Regions from separate parts of the Homo sapiens genome. Here region 1 is linked to region 2. Evidence: chromatin contacts called from ENCODE Hi-C or POLR2A ChIA-PET data. All regions are on one chromosome and are shown on one strand. Each heading gives the region's core, a stretch centred on a gene start or an enhancer-like site at or near the end of the contact. The rest is flanking DNA. Distances are from core to core; before and after follow the strand shown. Region 1 has its middle 160 kb from the start of METTL4. Region 2 has its middle 270 kb from the start of METTL4.

The links. Hi-C counts contacts between places; a loop is a spot of excess contacts on that map. ChIA-PET counts read pairs that join two places held with the same protein, here RNA polymerase II (POLR2A). Pooled maps may share reads with other maps.
Region 1: a map of PC-9 shows a loop between it and region 2 (10-fold over the local background). The contact joins two enhancer-like sites. A Hi-C loop is called at or near these places in 2 of 168 maps with a recorded cell type or tissue (PC-3 and PC-9) and 2 of 50 pooled maps. POLR2A ChIA-PET finds 5 or more read pairs at or near these places in 1 of 52 experiments (activated CD4-positive, alpha-beta T cell).

The regions. Positions count from the first base shown.
Region 1 is chr18:2,407,445-2,412,603 of GRCh38, reverse strand. No RefSeq gene overlaps it. Among named protein-coding and RNA genes, the nearest start is that of METTL4, 160 kb to the left of the region's middle. Within about 2 kb of position 1,728, at least 3 of the 41 ENCODE cell types and tissues checked have a DNase peak (open chromatin) inside an H3K27ac peak, as active enhancers do; they include PC-3 and PC-9, where a contact is called at or near this core.
Region 2 is chr18:2,300,889-2,305,746 of GRCh38, reverse strand. No RefSeq gene overlaps it. Among named protein-coding and RNA genes, the nearest start is that of METTL4, 270 kb to the left of the region's middle. Within about 2 kb of position 1,771, at least 5 of the 41 ENCODE cell types and tissues checked have a DNase peak (open chromatin) inside an H3K27ac peak, as active enhancers do; they include PC-3 and PC-9, where a contact is called at or near this core.

The DNA.
Region 1 (5,159 bases), core at 479-2,978, 110 kb before region 2:
GGCAGAAAGCCCATTACTTTCATAAAAAGAGAAGCCTCAATAAAGCCAGACTGGGAATAAAGCAAATCTCATCACCCTCTGTTGAATTTGCAATAAACCACAGATGCCAAACATTCATCTCATTTAACTCAGTCGGTGCTTAGCTCGAATAGAGTACTTTAAGCCTTTCCCAAATTGGATTAATGATGGTGAAAGAAATCCTGCAATTAAACATAGGAGGATGGTGGGACGATTGTAAGCCCAGGGTAATTTATGGTTGAGAATATATTTTGATCATGAATGCTTCATGTCTGGGCTGTAAGATCTACTGTGAGCCCTACATGATGCATTCAAGTTTGGGCATGGATTAAACAACGTAAATGTTTTAGGAATTTACACCTTGATCCAACACTGTCTACCCTTTTATCCTTTATTTCCAGTTTTGTTTCCCTTTTATCCTTTATTTCCAGTTTTGTTTCAAAGTATTTGTTTGTATGTGTTGAAGGAGGGTTGCAGACCAATAGTCAATAGTGACACTGCACTTAGCGAAAAAAATAGCCCTTCCAGAATGTACATGGAAAATGTTTTAAATTTTAGAGTTCTAAGTTTAAACCTTTTAGGAAACCAGATCTTTTAAATAAAAATGGAGGTAAAAGAGATCCAGATGGGAAACAAGAGAAAAGAAAAGATACCAATTTTTATCTAACCAGAGCTTCATATGTATTACCTCATTTGAGTTTGGTAAGAATCTATCTTCTGGAGGGGATATGATTACTCCTGGGCAATTTCCTGGAGGAAATTGAGGCTCATGCAGTTTCACAGAAGCTGTCCTATTGCCTATGTCATGGCCTTGGTTGTTGGCAAAATTTATGATTTTTGTGGTTTCTTATTAAATGTCCTATTCTCATCCATAAGATAGTGGTGACTTTGCCAGTCTTTTACTTTCTACCATTGGATTTTGGTTTTAGTGTAAACTGGTGTGGCTTGGAGTATTGGCAGAAAAGAGCAGGAAGTAGGACTTGGATAATGTATTAGTCAGGGTTCTCCAGAGAAACAGAACAAAATGAATCATCACAGATATTGTAATCTCTGCCATCTCTGGAGGTTGGTTAGTAGACCATCAATATCTTCAGTATGATTCTGAGTTTAGTGAAAAAGCCAGTTACAGCCAAAGATGAGGATGATGCTTGAAGTCTTGCTTTCGAATTCTTCCTTTTGTTATTGCTTTGCTTCTAGATTTGGTACCAATCTTCAGGTAATTTAAATTTTTGATACGGTGTGATGGAAAAGCCACAGAGATAGGTTGCCTGGAAAATCTATCCAATTATTCTGCTTTCTGAATGCTTATCTTGTAAATGTATGTTACTGCAATATTCTCTACCAAAGGAATGTCGTCCATTCACCACTGACGAGTCAAGTGCTTTGTTTTCTAGGGTGGGACAGGTCTCATATATTGGAAATGGTTTATGTCTTGTAATATTTCACAAGGAAACAAACACTGAAATGTTATTCTTAAAAGTGTGTGTTGTGTGGTTGTAAACATCTTTGACATGGGGTCAAAAATCGAAGTAATCTTTTTTTCCCTTTTAACATATACTTTTTACTCTTTTCATTTCTTTCTGTAGTAACTGCAAATATCATCATGCAGAAATTTCACTTCTTCAGTTTCTTGAGCTATAGGTCACATTGCTTTTTTACTGGAATCTCTACCTGGCTCAGTAACCAAGGCAACAAATCCCTGGTTAATGACTCACTAGAAATTCACTGTGGAGGTGGCTTATTAGTTTTTTCCCCAAGAACTGGAATAAAAAGCTTGCTTGTGATTTTTTTCATCTATTTTCCTTTCTGTCTTACTTGCAATCCAGACAACCTAAAGTACACTTAATTAAAATCAATAGGCAAAAACATCCAGCACTTTAAAATACTATTTTGGGACTCACCGCATATGTATATGTAAACATAAAATATTAATAAGCTTAAGAATATTTTATTTCATGACTCCACGTCTTTCAATTTGCATGTGGATGAAAAATAAAAATAATTTTAAGACTGTGGTTTTAGGTTTAAGCAGCATCTTAGTCTTCTGAAAAATTGTTTGGAGAAGGCATCTTTTAGAAGGTACTAAACAAGTCTTAAGGGAAAGAAGAGAGAACAAGTAGAAATCTGACAGAAGTTTGAATGAAAAAGAAGTCAACTTTATGAAAAAGAGTAAATGTGAGAAGAAATTGATGAGAGGCAAAAAAACAAAAAATCCTTGGCATTGCCTAAAAATATTCTATAGTATGCAAAGATACGGTTTTAAAGATGAATAAACTCAGTTATATTTCTGGGAAAAGTATTTTCTACCAAAACATTTAAAGGGAAGCAAGAGGAAGAGGAAATGATAGAATGACATTTAACATATTTCTCAAGTGTTTACAATAGAGAAAAAGGCAGTAACACTGGTGAACGTGTTTACCTGGCTTGAAAGTGTTGAAAGGAATGGACCTCTTAAGAAAGGTGTCTAGGATCAGGGGAGACATTAACAGCAGGCTGTAACATGTTCCCCTCTGTGTGGGAGCTTTTAGTGCCATGTTAAATGAAGTAAATATAACTAAAATTACGAGTCAAGAAGTATTACCTCAGGGCCGGGCGCGGTGGCTCATGCCTGTAATTCCAGCACTTTGGGAGGCTGAGGTGGGGGGATCACATGAGGTCAGAAGTTTGAGACCAGCCTGGCCAACATGGCTACTAAAATACAAAAATTAGCCAGGTGTGGCGGTGTGCACCTGTAATCCCAGCTACTTGGGAGGCTGAGGCAGGAGAATCGCTTGAACCCAGGAGGCGGAGGTTCCAGTGAGCCGAGATCGTGCCATTGCACTCCAGCCTGGGTGACAAGAGTGAAACTCCATCTCAAAAAAAAGAACCGTTACCTCAAGGAAGTATTTTAGAATCCCTATTAAGAATTGAAGACAATGCCACTGCACTCCAGCCTGGGTGACAGAGTAAGACTTCTTATCAAAAAAAGAAAAAAAAAGAATTGAAGACAATACAACAAATTAATATTTATGAATTAACAAAAGGTTTTTATTTATGGCATTATAGTTGTTCATAATGTCAAAAAACAGATAATGAAAAAAATCACATAATTTTATTATATTGAGAGCTTGAGAAGAACACACTGAAAGTCAGTGGAAGTCTAGATACACTATTGGTATATTTATACATTTTATATTACATTGCTTTGAAAATTGTTTCTGGAAGAACAAACAAAGATTCTGTTTGATAGTCCCATAGGTGTTTGCCACTAGGAAACATCACGGCAGCATAATACGGAAGCCTCAGACGAATACTGCTATTGGGCATCTAAAAGTCACAAGGGGATGCGATACTACAAGTGGCTATGGACTGGTCTTTTCCCTCCTTGTTCTTGTTCTCTGACCACAGTTTTTCCTGGAAGCCACTCTGTCTTCCCTCTTAGCCTGCAAGTTTTGAGTCTGGAGCCCTGGGCTCCAGAGCTGGAGGCTTTCCCCAAGCTAAGCTATCAGCACCTGCCAACCTGGCCAGTCTCAACCAAGAGGACTTAGCCAAAGACTTTTTTTGAGCTTTTGTTGGCCTCTCCTTCCGGCACTGGACTGTGTGTGGTGGATCTGGGAATCCCAAGTTGCAAGAATCACTGCAGGGAGCCTGAGAATGAAGTCAACTCAAAGAAAGTGAAGAAAAGAGGGGATATCACCTGAGTCCTGAAGAAAGCTGTATCTGAAGTCACGACATCGTGTGGACTTTTACATGAGTAGAAAATACTTTTTTGTTTAAACTAGTTGGAGATGTTCTTCCCCCATTTGCAATAAAAAGATTTCTAACAGAGACAGAACTCTTTAACCACAGGTGCAGAGCTTCCTGAGGAGAGCCATTAGGGGTTGGGTAATTCTGTAATGAAGGCAAGTGTGGCTTCTGTAGATGATTTTTTAATTTTTTTTTTGGTTAATGATTGGGATATCAGAAAAGGCTTTAAAGGTATATACCATGTCTTCAAGAAGCCTGTATCTGAGTTAAGGAAAAAAGAATAATAGCAAGAAAATGAAAAAGCAATTAGGCACTATGCTCTGCTGTTCTGATTTAGTAAATGCACAAAGAATATTCACGGGGGTGGAGAGAGTGATTATTCACGAGAAGGCTTGGAGAAGGAGACAGGCAACATAGCAAATAATCAGAATACCTGGTTTAAATGCCTACATTATGCATGGGCCAAAAATTATTAGGGCAGATAGATTGTAAATTTTAAAATTTATTATAGTTTATTCCATTAGGATTAGCTATATTGGTTAATATTTTAGTAGAGAATAAATCATTAGTTCATTTAATGGCATGTAAACATATCAGAATTGTTTCAGTTTTTGGAACGTAATTTGAGAACTGGGATATCAAACTGAGAAAATATTTTAAATGCTTTTGTAGCAAATGTGATTGATATTCTTCACTGATAATGTGATTCTCCTTAAAAGAACAAACATTGTGGTTTTTGCCATTTGCAAGTGGTTCTGTGCTTTACAGATTTTTTTTTTTTTTGCCTTTTGAGCACCTATAGCAGATTTGCTGTTATAAGAAATATTTATTTTTCAACTACTTTGTTCCTCTTGCTGAAAGTTAACATTGGAATAAATTTGAAGGTCAGTCAGAAATTATAAATTCTGATCTTTTCATGCATGAGCAGAGGTCAAATACTTCTTTATTTTAAACTGAATAGGCAAGGCATAGAAACTTTGGTGGGTGGTGGCCAGGTGAGGTGGCTCACGCCTGTAATCCCAGCACTTTGGGAGGCCAAGGTGGGTGGATCACCTGAGGTCAGGAGTTCAAGACCAGCCTGGCCAACATGGTGAAACCCCATCTCTGCTTTAAATACAAATAATTAGCCAGGCGTGGTGGCGGGCGCCTATAATCCCTGCTACGTGCGAGGCTGAGGCAGCAGAATCACTTGAACCAGGGAGGCGAAGGTTGCAGTGAGCCAAAATCATGCCACCGCACTCCAGCCTGGGCAACAAGAGTGAAACTCGGTCTCAAAAAAAAAAAAAAAAAGAAAATCTGGCGGGTGGCAAAAGGCAGTCAGCGAGTTAATTGGGAATTAATAGAGAGTCTTCTTACTGAAATACCAAAAGTATAAAGGACCTTAACACTGTTACTAACTTCCAGTAAAACATGAG
Region 2 (4,858 bases), core at 522-3,021:
TATGACGCTACTGAATATAACTGAAAAAGATCACACGGTACTCAATGATCCTAGGAAATGGTCACGCTGTACTAAAGGAAATTAAGGCAACAAGAGCAATTATTAGAATCACAGCAGTGAGGTGGAGAAGAAGGCTGAAATGACATTTTCAATTTAGAAATTCTATTTATAATCACTGGAACTTTCCAATACTGTTCAGCTTTGGACTAACATGTTTTGGACATATTCTCGGCTTCAAAGTAAATTTATCTGAAAAGGCTTATGTAATTCTGTTCATTCATTTGAGCTTATGCAGTATTTCAGGGAAAACAAGCTGACTTTTTTTTTTTTTGAGAAAAATCTAAAGATATCTTCCCAGTATATTAAAGAATAGCTAGATCTATGACTTACATATAGTGACTTACTGACAACATGATTCATTTCAAACAAAGTTCTTAGTGAGGCAAATCTAATTAAGTAATTCTAGAATACAATCTATATTTGAATATATGTCTATTTAGAATTTCTCTGGAACAAATGCTGTTTCTGCTGTTAGTAGGAAAATAGGCACCCTTTTTATTCCAGAAAGACAGTTATTGAGAGAAAAGGCATCAGGTGATTAGAATCCCGTTTTTTTAATACAGCATTGTAACAAGGAAATTCATGTAATCAATCAGTGAAATATACTGGCAACTCTTCCATCTATTAAGGAGCAGGGGACCAGCTGCATGTTCTCCCAGATTACTTCATAAATACTTAATAACACATTCTATCATCTGGCTATTTGCTTTACAACTAGTTGGTCTGAATCTGATTTGCAACTGTGCCAGGATATTTCAGTCACATCTGTCAAAACAAAGTGCCATTGTCTCACAGAATAATAAAAGAAAGCAAAAAGTATACCAGAAATGAATGTTTTACCATTTTATGATTTTAGGATAACAAGGAAAGCTCCTCTGTTGAACTTACTTAGAAGAAATTGAAATAAGATGTAGTGCATAATTTACTTATCAAGTTATTATTGTACATGCTTGCTGGAAACTCCCATGGCAAAATGTGTAAACAAATAAAAGCAACTAATTTTTTTCAGTTTGTCAGTCTAGCTGCTCCAGAGGGATTGCTCTCCAACTAGTCAGCCCATCAGGAAATAGACATGGAGCAGAGGTAGAAAGACTTACACACTTTCTATTTATTTCTACATCAGAGGAATGTGGGCTTTCCTGTTATGATTCATATTTGATATCTGCAAACTGTGGAAATGGCTGGCCTCTTAATACCTTGTTGAAGAACGGCAGCAACAACAAATGCATAAAGTCATTGTCATTTGTGTCACAAAACTTTCCTTTGATTCTTTGGGTTAAAAAGCCCAGTAGAAGCAAAAGTTTCAGAACCTTTTACACCTCTTGGAATTTACATAATTTAACCATCTACAAATTAAATTATTAAACAGTATTAAAGGCAGGGTTCCCAGAGTAAATGATGCATCTTTGCCATTCATTTCGTTTGTCCCATTCAGTTAAATTTAACCAATAGGAAAACCTAGACTAAAACAATAATAGAAAATTACTGCAAATTAGTCAGCTGGACTTGAGAGGCACACTGTAAAAACATGTCTAATCTATTTTCCTTTGTGAGTCTAAACTACTTTTCCAATTACTTGGTGAGCCCTCTCCAACTTTACAAGGACTGTTAAGAGAGAATCTAATTAGAGATCTGTTCACTGAAGTACCTAGAGGGTCATTTTGCCAGGAGCAAAAAAAAGTTCTGCTGCTCATGAGTCATGTTTGAGGAACAGTTAGGCAGTGGACTGCCAAATGGAATGAAGATCTCCATGTTCTCCTCAAATAGTCTCAGCCTAGGGAGTAAAACACATGAGGACCCTTGGTACATATGTAGGGTGGAAGTCCAGCAAATCAGAAGTGTTAGAATCTAGTACTTCAAAAAATTTTTCACGTTTGAAAGTTTTTCCCTTTCCCTCCCCAATGATTCTAGTTGGAAATTAAATCCAAATCTTTTTTTTTTTTTTTTTTTTTTTTTGAGACAGGGTCTTGCTCCATTGCCCAGACTGGAGTGTGGTGGCTCGACCACAGCTCACTGCAACCTCCCTCCACCTCCCAGGCTCAAGGGATCCTCCCACCTCAGCCTCCTGAGTAGCTGAGACTACAGGTGCACACCATACCTGGCTAATTTTTGTATTTTTGGTAGAGACAGGGTTTTACCGTGTTGCCCAGGCTGGTGTCCAACTCCTGAGCTCAAGCAATCCTCCCATTTCAGCCTTCCAAATCCAATTCTAAAACAGGTACTGAGCACATACTGTGCAAAGCACATCATGGTGGATACAAAGTAGCAGAAGCCTACTCTGATTTTAAGGAGTGTTAGCAACAAAATGCTTGTTCCTCTGTGTGGTGAAGAAATAGCACTCGAACAGAAATTTAATTTTCTCAGCAAGGCAAGTTTTACTTCTGGAGAAGGGTGCAACTTGTGGATGGAGTAATGGCAAGTGTACATTTGGACAAGGGAGGGGAGGGGGTTCTTATTCCCCCTACTGCCGTGTCGTTCCAGTATCGGCTAGGGTTGGAGGGCACAGTCTAAGCTAATTCCCACTGGCTATTTTAAAGAGAGCAGGGGTATGACCTGGAGTGGCAGGGTGAGTAGTTTGGTGGGAGGGGCGGTTACAGAACGGGTAACTCAGGATGATTCAGGTCAGAGCAAGTGACCAGGGGAACAGATGTGAACTACTGATTAGAACTGGCGGGGAAGTTATTTACTGAAACTGGAGGCAAGCGGGTGAAGAGAACCAGAAAGTTAAAGTTTAAAATGGAGAATCAAAGAATAAAACTTAAAGTATAACAAAAAAAAAAGAGAGCTGAACATAGTGACATACTGATTCTTTGAAGAGAAACTTGGAGTTCACTATATCTAACAGGAGCATGCAGGCAAATGGAGTGTTTCTGTTTCTTTAAAGGAATGCAAAGAACAGTGACTAATCATTGACCGGTAGGACACACCTAAAATTCCTTGCAATATTCTCCCTAAATATCTGAGTGTTCCAGTCACATTCATCCTCTTCCATCGTACATGTCCTGCTGACACACACAGATTTTCACCCTGGAAACTTGACTTGCCTTCTCTTCTAGGGGACAGGCTAAGCCTGTCTTGCTCTCCACTATACCTCCAGTATTTAGTAGAGGCATTCAATACACATTTGATAATTAAATGAATGAAATCATTTATAAGCCATGCAGATTTGATTTTTAAAACCACTTTTAAGTGTATAATTCAATGGCATTAAGTACATTTACAATGTTGTGCACACATCACTACTGTCCATTTCTGGAACTTTTTCATCATCACAAAAACAACTTTGTACCCATAACAAAAAGTCCACATTTCCCCCATCCCCAGGCCCCTGTTCACCTCTATGCTATATTCTGTCTCTATGCATTTGACTATTCTGGGTACTTAATGCAACTGGAATCACACAATATTTGTCCTTTTGTGTCTGGCTTCATCAGAGCTTCATATCTTCTTATGGTTGCATAATATTCCATTGCATATATATACCACATTTTGTGTATCAACTCATCCATCAGTAGACATTTGGGCTGCTTCCACCTTTGGCTTGATGTGAATAAAGCTGCTATGAACGTTGGTGTACTAGACCCTGCTTTCAATTCTTTTGGGTGGAATTGTTGGATTATATGTTTAACTTTTTGAGGAACCACCAAACTGTTTTCCAAAGCAGCAGAATCATTTTACATGCCCCCCAGCAAGGCATGAGAGCTCCAGTTTCTCTATATCTGTATCCCTACCAACACCTGTTATTTTCTTTTTTATTCTTTTGGATTATAGTCATCCTAATGAGCATGCAGTACTATTTTGTTATGATTTTGATTTGCAGTTCCCTAATGCAAAGATGTTACAATGTTAAGTATCTTTTCATGGTTCTTATTATTCTTTAGAGAAATACCTGTTCAACAGATTTGATCTTTTAATGATAGTTGTAGTTTTATTTGTTTCTAAGGAGTAAAATCTTGGGCAAGTCAGGTGAAACTTTGGTTATCTCTGTGTTGCCTGTGGGGGAATGTTCTGGGTAAGATGAAAGTCTGTTCCACTGTAGAAACATCTGTTGTTTTTGCCTATATTGCACCCATTGCCCCTTCTAGTAACATACTCTGATTTGGCTTTTGCTTTGAGGAATATTTTTTTCATCTTGGTGGCCCTGTCAATCAAGATAACAACCCTCTCAGCCCAATAAATAGTCATGTGATCAAGGTTAGGCCAATCCGATATTCTCCCTGGAATTTAGACTCTGTACTGAACAACCCAAAGGATTTGATTGAAGTTGATTCATCCTGATTTACCGCTTTTCTATTGCTACTGTGACAACTTTCTACAAACTTGGTGGCTTACAAAAACATGACAATAAATATTGCCTTATATTAATAATTCTGAAGGTCAGAATTTGGACAGGGGTTTCACAGAGCTAATATTAAGGTGTTGGCAGGGCTGTGAGGAGAAGCTGTTTCCTTGTCTTTTCCAGCTTCTAGAGGCCTCCTACTTTCCTTGGCCCCTTTCCCCTTCCTCCATCTTGAAAGGCAGATGAAATCTTTTCATAGGGCCCCTCTCTGATGCTGCTCCCATCGTCACCTCTCCTCTGACTCAGCTCGCCTGCCTCCCCTTTCCACTTTTAAAGACCCTTGTGATAAAATTGAGCCCACCTGGGAATCCACGCTACTCTCTCTGCTTTAAGGTCAGATGAGTAGCAATCTTGATTCCATCTGCAAGCTTAATCACTCTTTGTTATGTAATATGAAATATTCACAGGTCCTAGGGAATAGGATGTGAGCATCTTTGAGGAGGGCCATTGTTTTGCCTT